Regions from separate parts of the Homo sapiens genome. Here regions 1, 2 and 3 are each linked to region 4. The links are chromatin contacts, found by Hi-C or POLR2A ChIA-PET in ENCODE. All regions are on one chromosome and are shown on one strand. Each heading gives the region's core, a stretch centred on a gene start or an enhancer-like site at or near the end of the contact. The rest is flanking DNA. Distances are from core to core; before and after follow the strand shown.

Region 1 (2,700 bases), core at 23-2,522, 1.4 Mb before region 4:
ACAGAGACAGAGACAGTGAGAGAGAGACAGAGAGAAGGAGAGAGAGACAAAGAAAGAGAGACAGAGAGACGGGGGAATGGGGGAGAGAGACAGAAAGAGGGAGAAAGACAGAAAGACAGAAACAAAGAGAAAGACAACGAGAAGCAGAAAGAGGAAGACAGAGAGAGGCATAGAGAGAGAGACAGAGCGAAACAGAGACAAAGAGATACAGAGAGAGAGACAGAGAGAGAGAGACAGGTAGGGGAAGGGAAGAGGGAGGGCTCCTCCTGGTCCCGGTGGCCAATGTGAAGGCCAGAGGGAAGCAGGGAGCCCTCCTGGGCAGCTCCTCAGGAAATAAGGGGAGAGGACAGCCTCTTTCAACAGATGGACCAGTCTTTGGGAGACAAGCTCTCCCCATGGGATGCCATCTCTCTTCTCCACCCTGTGTCTTATGAACGTGGCCTTGGTGCAGGGCCTCCCTCTTCAGACCCAGCAGAAGTGGCATTGCATGCACACCAGTTTGAGTGGCATAGTTAAGTCCCAGTTGACCGAAGTCCCAACCTACACTTAGACTTTCTCAGACCAGTGGCCACCTCCTCCGAAGTCCCCCAGAGAAAGAAACCCCTGCCTTCTGTGCTGGCTTTTAGGAACTCCCAGGATTACCCAGCACTCTCCCCGTCCTCCGGAGAGGTGGGATCCGAGGAAAGGGCGAGCCCAGACACAGCGCCACGTCAGAAAGTCCCGTCATGGCAGGGCGCGGGGGCTCACGCCTGTCATCCCAGCACTTTGGGAGGCCGAGGCGGGCGGATCACAAGGTCAAGAGATTGAGGCCATCCTGGCCAACATGGTGAAACCCCGTCTCTACTAAAAATACAAAAAATTAGCCGGGCCTGGTGGTGGACGCCTGTAGTCCCAGCTACTCGGGAGGCTGAGGCAGGAGAATCACTTGAACCCGGGAGGCGGAGCTTGCAGTGAGCCGAGATCGCGCCACTGCACTCCAGCCTGGGTGACAGAGTGAGACTCTGTCTCAAAAAAACAAACAACAACAACAACAACAACAACAAATCTTTATCTCCCTACTATTCCTAGCTAGAATTGCTCCCTGAATTCCACGGTGTCCAAGCCTAGGGGGCATGTTTCTGTAATGCTCCTGTGGCAATGGATACACAAGTCCCTCTCTGGGCTTGGGCCCTTATTCAGGGTTTGGAATGGATTCTTGTGTAAGATCCAGCCTGATTGCACGGTGCAAGCCACCATCTGGAACAGCGGAAGATGATCGAATCGCATTGCGAAATACAAAACACGAAACTTTTTCCTGTGTTAAAAATACTTTTAAATAATGGAACCAATCTGATAGCATGTTGAGAAAAACTTCACTACCCACAAAAGCTAGGAAGAAAAAGTCACGCTAGGGTTTCTTCCTTTTGCCTGAGTTGCATTTTTTCCAGTTTTAGAACATCATTACCTTTGCAAACAAGGATTTTGCTATAAAAGCATTCTCACGTATATTTGCCTTTTTGTAGGTACTGATGTCACCTTGAGCCAAAGGAAAACAACGAGCCATAAATCAGTGTATGAATGAGCAAAGGAATACCATGGCGCAGAACATCGTCATTCCGTCTTCCTCAGGTGCAAGCAATCGCAGGATGGTTGAGACTTTACAGTCTTCTGACAGCTCTGCCCACATGAGTGCCGCATGCACATGTGAAACAGCTATCATTAAAACTGCGCTAGCAGCTAAGGAGTAAAAAGGAAAACTTAACCAAAGCCGTGACATCCCCTAAAGGATATATTTCACCAACGCGATGGAGCTGCTGGAACCTGGGCGGCCAGATGCAAATGACCCGAGCAAAGCCGCCTCCTCATTGGCCAGACCTCTTCTCCTCCCACACTCTGAAATCTGAGTCCCATCCACAAATATCCTCAAGTCAAACTCTAAGTACAAAAACATCTAAGAAATGTTGCCTGCACAAAAGCATTTTTGCTCCGAGAAAGGGAATTTCTGACAAAGTCTGGGAAGACAAAGGGACAATTTGGGACAGGCACAAACTGATTATAAACATGCTTTCTTTAATTAAATGATAAAATGTTAAATAAATCTTCTTTAGCACAAAAATACTGAAAGTCTGTACTCAGCAAACAAAATGAATCAGCAATTTTTTTTTCAAGCCTTCAAGGTTAGTGAATTGACCTATCACTCTGGCTAACATATCTTAGGCTTCCTAATATGTTAAAAAGCTTTGGAAAATTTGGAAGGCAATATTCTAGCTCCCAGGAGGCCAACACCTCCTGACACCTAACATCTAGCTTTGAGAGGCAAGACAAGAAGCCCACAGAGATGTGAGCTCTGCACAGGACCAGACGCCCTGGAGATCCTGTTAGGAGGTTGCACACAGATGATCTCGATCACCAACCCCCAGCAGGAATCTTGCCAAATCGGTATGAATATGTCCATTTTACGGATGCAGAAATGGAAGGTGAAGAGGCCAAGGGATATGCCCAAGGTAACAGAGCTAGGAAGCAGCTGAGATGGAATTCTGACCCAAGTCTCTTTAACATCAACTGCATCCACCACTATAGTCTGTGAACCATTAAGTAACGCCATATAAATGGCAAATTGCTTTTACATTATTCATGAAGTGAATTGACATTATTGTTTCTGCCTTTAAGAAAGAATTAAGGACAACAGCCACGAATTCTGACTACATATATCGAAGGATG
Region 2 (2,700 bases), core at 37-2,536, 1.8 Mb before region 4:
ATGTGAAAAGCAATTACTAGGTTAAAAAAAGAGAAAGAAAGAGAGAGAGAGAGAGAAAGAAAGAGAAAGAAAAGGAAGGAAGGATGAAAAGAAAGGGAAAGAAAGGGAAGGAATGGAAGGAAAGGAAGGAAAGAAAGGAAAAAGAAAACTGAGCCCATTTTAAGCGCAGTTCATCTTTCCCAGCCAGGGAGGATGGCAGAGGTGGCACTGGGCTGGGAGGGAACAGCCACCCATGCACCTCCTGGGTCAGGGGTTGGGCTTTGAGGATGTGGGTTCTAGAAGTTTACAGTTATGTGCCCCCTACTCTGGGCATTTTATCAGTTGGTACAAAGCCACTTCCTCCCAGGGCAGGACACTCTTGCACCAGCTCAGCTCAGCTCCTTCCTGCCTCTGGGTTTCTGCTGACCCTGCTCCTCCCACACAGAGGCTGTGCTGGAGTTTGCAGCAAAGCCGCCTGCTGTTTTCTCTACCACAGAAGGTGGTACAGACACGCAGGGCCCAGCAGCAGCAGGCGGCGCTGCCGTTCCTCTGTCTCCATCCACGATGTGCGTGCCCAGAAGGTTCCCTTCTAACTGCGGGGCCTCCCAGAGCAAACTCATGATTACTTCCCATGGTTTGCATACCTTTATGATACTGAATTCCATAGAATGTTGACATTTAAATGTGTGCGTGCATGCAAGTCCCTCACCTTCTCCTCTGGGCTTTCTGTGCCAAAGGTCATTTTCCTGATAATATGAAATTGATCATCTGGAGATCACAGTGGCAGAGCAGGAGAAAACAGGATGTGTGCATGGTGACATTACCCACCGCTAACAGGAACTGGAACTTGAGATGTGTGCATGGTGACGTCACCCGCCGCTAACAGGAATTGGAATTTGAGATGTGTGCATGGTTGTGTCACCCGCCGCTAACAGGGATTGGAACTTGAGCTCTCCCCTTATCCAGGTACAAAATGAGGAGCACTATTTCTATGTCTTTGCTGAGAGCACTGATGGCTGATTGTGCCAAGGACCCAGGGAAGCTCTGATACTTAGCAAGCACCTCTCCCATCACCAAGGCCCAAGCCCTCCTCTGCCCACCTGGGTGATTAAGTGGGTCCCAGCCTCCATCCTGATCCATCCCTGTTGGTTCTCCCTGCCAGCTAGCTGCTGAGCACCTCGCTCCCTGCTCAAATCCCCTCCACCTGTTCCCCAGGGGCCTCTCCAACCACATCTCCTGCGGCCCCTCCCTCCCGCAGCCTCCTGGGTGTGGCTGAAGCACAAGCTCTGCCCTCCTCCTTAAGTCTCTTGCCCAGATATCCGGGGGTGAGCTCTTCGCTCCATGTCCCTTCTCGTTGACATCTCCCACTTAGAAGTGCAGCTGTGTCAGCGCAGGTGGGCTCTGCAGGCCTGCCAGAGGAACTCCTAAATCTCTGAGGCTCAAGGTGATGTCCACTCACATCATAGCTCAGCGAGGGCCAGGCGGCTCTCCATCCAGTGTGCCTGGGAGAGTCCTGTGGCTTCCACATAGAGTCTCTGCCATCGGAGGGCAGGGCGGGGAGGGACCGGGAGGACAGCCCAAGGGCCAAGCACCCTGCAGACCAGGCCGAGGGGCAGTCATCGCGTCCACTCAAGTTCTGATGGCCAGAAGCATCATGTGGCCCCACCTCGAGGAGGGGGCCAAGAGGAAGAAGGATGCAGAGTGGGGCAGTACAGTCACCTCTGTCACAGTCCCTGATTATGTTGTTTATTGTCCGAGCCCCGACTCCGGATGGAAAGTGAGCCCCATGAAGGCAGGGACATCTGTCTGTTTTGTTCGCTGAGATATCCCAGCACCTAGACGCAGGCCCGGCTCATGGGACGAGCTTCATCAATATTTGCTGGATGACTGAGTGACAGGTGGGACACCCCTCGTCCCTGCTGCTCTCTCCTCTCCTGTCTCAAAGACTTCATTTGCACATGGCAGTGTTCCACATAAAATGCCAGCAGACAGTGTGCCTGAGGCCTGAACTCTTCCCTGTAAGGAATTCTGCCTCTATGCTACAGCTCAGCAAGTGATGCACAGAAGTGCCCGCAGCTCGTGCATCAGAGTGTGTGTGTGTAAGAGTACCCGTGTGTGCTTTGTGATGTGTGCACATAGCATGTGGGGTGCACACTATAGAAATGCTGTTCCAACTGACAAAATGTCCCTGGAACTCGAGAGATGCTTTTGTTCTTTGGAATTAGGGTGAGACTCTGAAACCACAGCCAGCCCCCGTAGCGGAGCATACCGGCTGACACTGGCGTCTTGGCTGCAGGGGCTGAGGACGGAGCTCAGTCCCGACCCAGCTGAGTGTGCAAATGTCCAGCTTCTGTGTGCCCCTTGGCTGGACCTGCAGTGGGGCCCCTGCCCACCCCTCCCCTGAAGCAGCCACCATGAGGACAGGTGCAGGGAAGTGGGAAGCAGCCATGTCACTGCAGATGCGGCCACCCTCAGCCAGGGCTCCTATCACTAAGCCATCTGGTGTTGAGCTCCCTGGAGACATGCGAGCCTGTGCTGTTCCCCTCTCTGCTTCTGGGACAGCCACGCTGGCCTATCACGGGGACACGGCATTGGTTGGCTTCTTTTGGGGCCTTCTATTTAGCAGGAAACTAAAAGTTCCCCTTTTTCAAATGATCCAGGGCAGGCAGCTGAGGTCTAGCGTGGACTCACACCCATGTTCCCCAAAACCTTGCCAGTGGC
Region 3 (2,700 bases), core at 163-2,662, 1.8 Mb before region 4:
CTCACAGATCACATCACCACCCCTAACACCAAATCACAAATAACACATCTCACGAATCACATCACCTCCAACAACCAAATAACACATCTCACGAATCACATCACCTCCAACAACCAAATAACACATCTCACGAATCACATCACCTCCAACAACCAAATAACACATCTCACGAATCACATCACCTCCAACAACCAAATAACACATCTCACGAATCACATCACCTCCAACAACCAAATAACACATCTCACGAATCACATCACCTCCAACAACCAAATAACACATTTCACGAATCACATCACCTCCAACAACCAAACAAACCACAGATCTCACAGAGCATACCACCTCGAACAATCAAATCACACCCGCAAAATGCATGGAGCACACCAAGGGGTCTACTCAGACTTTAACATTTCTAGTTCCTTGCATAGCTACTGCCACCCTCTGAAACCTAGTCTAGGCCATCTATTATCATTCCTTCCTCAGAGATGGATGCCACTGCTAGATTCTGTGTAGGAAACAAAGGTGAACAAGGGACAGACAAGCAGTAGGATCACACCCCAATATCCATACTCTGAAGGGCATGAACGTTAGCGAATCAAGAGAGAAACCAAGGCCCACGTGTTGTCTGTGCCAGGTCAACAGGATGCAGACAGGAGCAGTTGGTGCAGATTCTGTTTGCTCTGTGCCCCTGAGCACCGAGACAGCACCTGAACTGCATGCTGCAGGAAAAGGGGCTTCCAGACATGATGTGAAGACAGACAGAGATGCTATTCTGGGCCTCTGACTGGCCAGGTGCTGAAGGCCCCTACAGAAAGCTCTGTCCAGTGAGAAACGAGCTGCTCAGAAATGCTGCGCTTGCTCAGGTTCTGGGCTGCCATTTTACTCCAATAAATTTCTGTGCCCTTGCCAAAATATAAATTTAATCTAATCAAATTCTGTGTGTGTGTCTCTGTGTGTGTGTGTGTGTGTGTGTGAAGGGGGGCAGTCCATAGCCAACTTCAACAACTGCAAACACTAACTATTAAAGTAACAAAAGCACAGGCTTCCAGAGATCATGGCGGATGGGAGGCAGGACTAGACTGCACCTCCGACTCAAAGGGACAGAGCAGCATGAGGAGGCTCACATTGTGAATTTTTGCTCCCAAACAACTAGGGGAATAAATCAGGAAACCTGAGAGGACCCACAGACTCTCTGAAGGAAGTGGATTGCTCCTGCAGGACCCAGGAGACACCCCAAATACTCAGCCACAGCAAGACCCGCCCAAGGAGAGTCTGAGCTCAGACACGCCTAGCCCAGCCCCCACCCAATGCTCCTTCTCTACCCACCCTGGAAGCGGAAGACAAAGGGCATATACTCTTGGGAGGTCTAGGGCCCCGCCCACCACCTGTTCCTCCCTATACTACCACAGCTGATGCTCTCTGGAAAGCACCACCTCCCGGCAGGAGGCCAACCAGCACAAAAATAGAGCATTAAACCACCAAAGCTAAGAACCTTCACAGAGTCCATTTCACCCCCCTGCCATCTCCACCGGAACAGGCACCGGTACCCATGGCTGAGAGACCATGAATGGTTCACATCACAGGACTCTGTGCAGACAACCCCTAGTACCAGCCCGGAGCCAGGTGGACTTGCTGGGCGGCTAGACCAAGAATAAAGGTAACAATCACTATAGCTCTGTTCTCAGGGAGCCACAGCCATAGGAAAAGGCGGGGAGTACTATATCAAGAGAACCCCGTAGGACCAAAGAATCTGAACAACAGCCTTCGGCCCTAGACCTTCCCTCTGACAGAGCCTACTCAAATGAAAAGGAACCAGAAAAACCAACTCTGGTAATATGACAAAACAAGGCTCTTTAACAGCTCCCAAAAATCACACAAGCTCACCAGCAATGGATCCAAACCCAGAAGAAGTCCCTGATTTACCTGAAAAAGAATTCAGGAAGTTAGTTATTAAGCTAATCAGGAAGGTACCAGAGAAAGGTGTAGCCAAAGGTAAGGAAATCAAAAAAATGATATAAGAAGTGAAGGGAGAAATATTCAATGAAATTGATAGCATAAATAAAAAACAAGGAAAACTTCAGGAAACAATAGACATACTTATAGAAATGCAAAATGCTCTGAAAAGTCTCAGCAATAGAATAGAACAAGTACAAGAAAGAAATTCAGAGCTCGAAGACAAGGTCTTCGAATTAACCCAATCTAACAAAGGCAAAGAAAAAAGAATAAGAAAATATGAACAAAGCCTCCAAGAAGTCTGGGGATTATGTTAAACGACCAAACCTAAGAATAATCGGCATTCCTGAGGAAGAAGAGAAATCTAAAAGTTTGGAAAACATATCTGGGGGAATAATCGAGGAAAACTTCCCTGGCCTTGCTAGAGACCTAGACATCCAAATACAAGAAGCACAAAGAACACCTGGGAAATTCACTGCAAAAATATCATTGCTTAGTCGCATTGTCATCAGCAACAGCAGCTAAAAAAGACAGAGGGGCATTATATAATGATAAAAGGCGTTGTCCAACAGGAAAATACCACAATCCTAAACATACATGCACCTAACACTGGAGCTCCCAAATTTATAAAACAATTACTAATAGATCTAAAAAATGAGATAGACAGCAACATAATAATAGTGGGAGACTTCAATACTCCACTGACAGCACTAGACAGGTCATCAAGACAGAAAGTCAAAAAAGAAA
Region 4 (2,700 bases), core at 123-2,622:
CCGGCCATCCGGGCTTCCCGCAGCGCAGAGAAGCACCGCGAACTTTCTCTGCTCCACGCGCCGGCCCAGGTTGGGGGTGTGGGGGAGGACGGCGACCGCAGCCTCCAGACGACTGTGGCCAGCGCAGGCTGGGCCTCCCCTCCCCAGCTTGGGGCGGCCCGCGGCCCACGTCCCGCACCTCGGCCCGCGAAGCCCCCTCCTCCTGCTCCTCCCGGCGCCCACTCCCCGCGGCGCGGGCCGCGCGCCCGTTACCTGCCGAGCGCCGGGGGGCCTGCTGCTTCCTCCTCGGCATGCTGCTCGGCCGCCGCAGCCGTCGCCTCAGCCGCCGCCGGAGTTCGCGGGGCGCGGGGACGCGGGGCCCCGGGCGCGGGCGCAACTCCGCGGCGCGCCCAACTTTGGCCTCGTCCCCGCGGGCTCCGGGCTCCGGGCGCGCCGCGGACCGCGGGGAGCCGCTCGCATGGACCGCCGCGCCCGGGGCCGCTCAGGAGGCGGCGGCGGCGGCCGCGCGGCCCGCTTCCCGGCGCCGGGCTGCGGGCGGAGCGCGCGGGGCCTGGGCGCCGAGCCCGGAGTCATCCCCGGCGCGGGCCGCGGGCGCAGCAGCGGGCGCTCGGCGGGCCGGCCCGCGGCCCGCGCTCCATGCTGCCGCCTCCCCGCCGCCGCGCTGCTGCTGGGCGGGCGCTCCTCCCGGCGCGCCGCTCCGGGCGCTCCCCTGCGCCTTCTTCCGCGAGCCGAGAGTCGCCGAGCGCAACTTTCTCTCCCCCTCTCTCCTCGCTGTTTGGGGGTCGCGGCGAGTGTTTTTAGTGCGCGGGTCGCAGCTTTCTCATTGTGCGCCAGCGAGGCCGATGCAGGCTGTCCTTTTCCTCCCCGCACTTAGTCTAAGAGGAAGAAAGCAAACAAGACAGAGGAGTGAAGCCCCCGTACATACATGCGCCGGGGGGAGATGTCAGGCGCTGCTCCACCTTCCAAACAGTCACAGATCAAACAGTGTCACCCCGCCGGAGCGCCACTTGGTGCCCCGCGCTTCCACCCGGGGGGCTTGGCCGCCAGGATCGCCGCTTCTTCCAATGCGAAATCTAATGCAAACACATTTTGATCATGGATTTTTGGCCGGTCTTGATCTTCCAACAGAAAAAAATTTGAAAAATACACAAAAAGCACCCCCCCCTCCAAGAAAAAAAAAAGGCAACAACAACCCGGAGAGTGTGTGCAAAGGGGGTGAAGAGCAGACATTCACTGGGTGGGCGAGATGAGCGTGGACTGTCCCCCCCCCCCTCAAACTCCTGGGAGAGAGGGAGATGCACTCTCGCTCTCTCCTCTTTTCAGTGAAATATAACACACATTCGGATCGCAGAGCTTTCAGACAGTCTCAACTGATAGACAGACACATCGAGCTGCTTTTCCTGCTTCAGTTTTTACTCCTCCTCCTCTCGCCAACGTCACCCTGACAATTACAAATAGGTCTCTCACAAACCATACCTGTCAATCTTTTTAATTGCTTTGTTTTCTTTTTTTCGGAGCTAAACAATATGACAAAAAAAAGAAATCTTAATACAGCATAACATAAAAGATTGTACATTGGAGGAATTCATTCAGTGTTGTTATTGTAACCCACTGGCTGATACCGGGTAAAACCCATATGCTCTAAGTTAAGTAGACATTAGTTCCTGCAGATTTTTAAACCTGTTAGTTCCCCCCCAACACACACACATACACATACACACACTTGCACATTCATACACACGCAACCACGTGCATCCAAACTACCCTTGGGTGAAGCATGTCCTACATTTGGGGGGAAAAATATCTGTGTCGCTTTTGCAATCTCAGGTTGGGGGGTTAGATTTGGCTGGGGAGGAGCCCAGAGTAGCTTTTATATTTTGGTAATTCGTGGGTAACTGAAAAGCAAGATATTTTTAAAATTAAATTTTACAATTTAAATAAAAATGTAAAGATGGACTTAGTTCATCACAGAAAAGTGTGGAAATATTTAATTTGGCCCCTCTATAAAAAGTGAATTGACATTTGGTCCATGCACGCCAGTAGGGAGAAAACGGACACGATGGAACGACAGATCTTTCTAGCTGGGTTCGAAAATGAGGTCCTCACACAGCAGTGCAACGTCTCCAATTCAGTTAAGTCCCTCGGCATCCCCACGTAGAACTTTAAAATGTGTCTGTGCTCTGGGAATTTGGCCTTCTGGTTTTCTATATGTGTGTTCTCTCCCAATGGGAAACCTGTAACAGTCTTGTAGATCTACTTAAAACATTCATGGAAAAACATGAAATCTAGGCCAAAATAAATAAAATGGCTTAGTTCCTGCAACTTGCATGGGACAGACCGTGGACAGAAAGCACGCGCAAGGGGTTCCGGGGACAGGAAGCCACCAGCCTGGGGAGCGGGAGGCACTGGACATTTCCCCGCCCCGCGGTCGGTACGGGTGCGCGTGCGGCAGCGGCGGCAGGGGCTCCCCGCCCTGCCCGGGGTCCCCGGTCGTGCCCCGCCGCCCGGGCCGCGCTCGGGGTTGATTCGTACCACCTTGCAAGGAAGTGAACGCTTCGCACGGGAAGGGGAGGCGCCTGCGCCGGCCGCCGCGCAGCTCCGGGGACGCCCGGGGCTGCCGCCGGCTCGGGGCCGCAGACGACCGCGGGACGCGCGAGTCCCCCGTCCCCCCTTGCCCGCCGTCCCCCCCGCCACCCTTGC

What was found. A loop is a pair of places that touch in the nucleus more often than their neighbours do. ChIA-PET counts read pairs that join two places held with the same protein, here RNA polymerase II (POLR2A). Pooled maps may share reads with other maps.
Region 1: a pooled map shows a loop between it and region 4 (4-fold over the local background). The contact joins the enhancer-like site here to the promoter of TSHZ1 in region 4. A Hi-C loop is called at or near these places in 3 of 50 pooled maps. POLR2A ChIA-PET finds 5 or more read pairs at or near these places in 2 of 52 experiments (AG04449 and MCF 10A).
Region 2: a pooled map shows a loop between it and region 4 (6-fold over the local background). The contact joins the enhancer-like site here to the promoter of TSHZ1 in region 4. A Hi-C loop is called at or near these places in 1 of 168 maps with a recorded cell type or tissue (CD8-positive, alpha-beta T cell), 5 of 37 single-sample maps with no recorded cell type and 9 of 50 pooled maps.
Region 3: a loop to region 4 is called in a pooled map, with 6 times the contacts of the local background. The contact joins the enhancer-like site here to the promoter of TSHZ1 in region 4. A Hi-C loop is called at or near these places in 1 of 37 single-sample maps with no recorded cell type and 3 of 50 pooled maps. POLR2A ChIA-PET finds 5 or more read pairs at or near these places in 1 of 52 experiments (HEK293T).

The regions. Positions count from the first base shown.
Region 1 is chr18:76,564,508-76,567,207 of GRCh38, reverse strand. No RefSeq gene overlaps it. Among named protein-coding and RNA genes, the nearest start is that of LINC00908, 37 kb to the right of the region's middle. Within about 2 kb of position 1,272, at least 28 of the 41 ENCODE cell types and tissues checked have a DNase peak (open chromatin) inside an H3K27ac peak, as active enhancers do.
Region 2 is chr18:77,052,942-77,055,641 of GRCh38, reverse strand. All of the region lies in intron 3 of MBP (myelin basic protein), which reads left to right. Among named protein-coding and RNA genes, the nearest start is that of MBP-AS1, 74 kb to the right of the region's middle. RefSeq lists enhancers at 413-542, 593-642, 36-937, 2,043-2,543. Within about 2 kb of position 1,286, at least 38 of the 41 ENCODE cell types and tissues checked have a DNase peak (open chromatin) inside an H3K27ac peak, as active enhancers do; they include CD8-positive, alpha-beta T cell, where a contact is called at or near this core.
Region 3 is chr18:76,964,608-76,967,307 of GRCh38, reverse strand. The region is part of intron 30 of ZNF236 (zinc finger protein 236); the gene reads right to left. Among named protein-coding and RNA genes, the nearest start is that of MBP-AS1, 14 kb to the left of the region's middle. RefSeq lists an enhancer at 135-803. Within about 2 kb of position 1,412, at least 4 of the 41 ENCODE cell types and tissues checked have a DNase peak (open chromatin) inside an H3K27ac peak, as active enhancers do.
Region 4 is chr18:75,209,469-75,212,168 of GRCh38, reverse strand. It overlaps TSHZ1 (teashirt zinc finger homeobox 1), which reads right to left and starts at 1,372. Exons shown (of 2, transcript NM_001308210.2): 1 at 253-1,372. The coding sequence starts at 292. RefSeq lists silencers at 59-378, 2,316-2,700 and enhancers at 1,261-1,555, 2,595-2,700.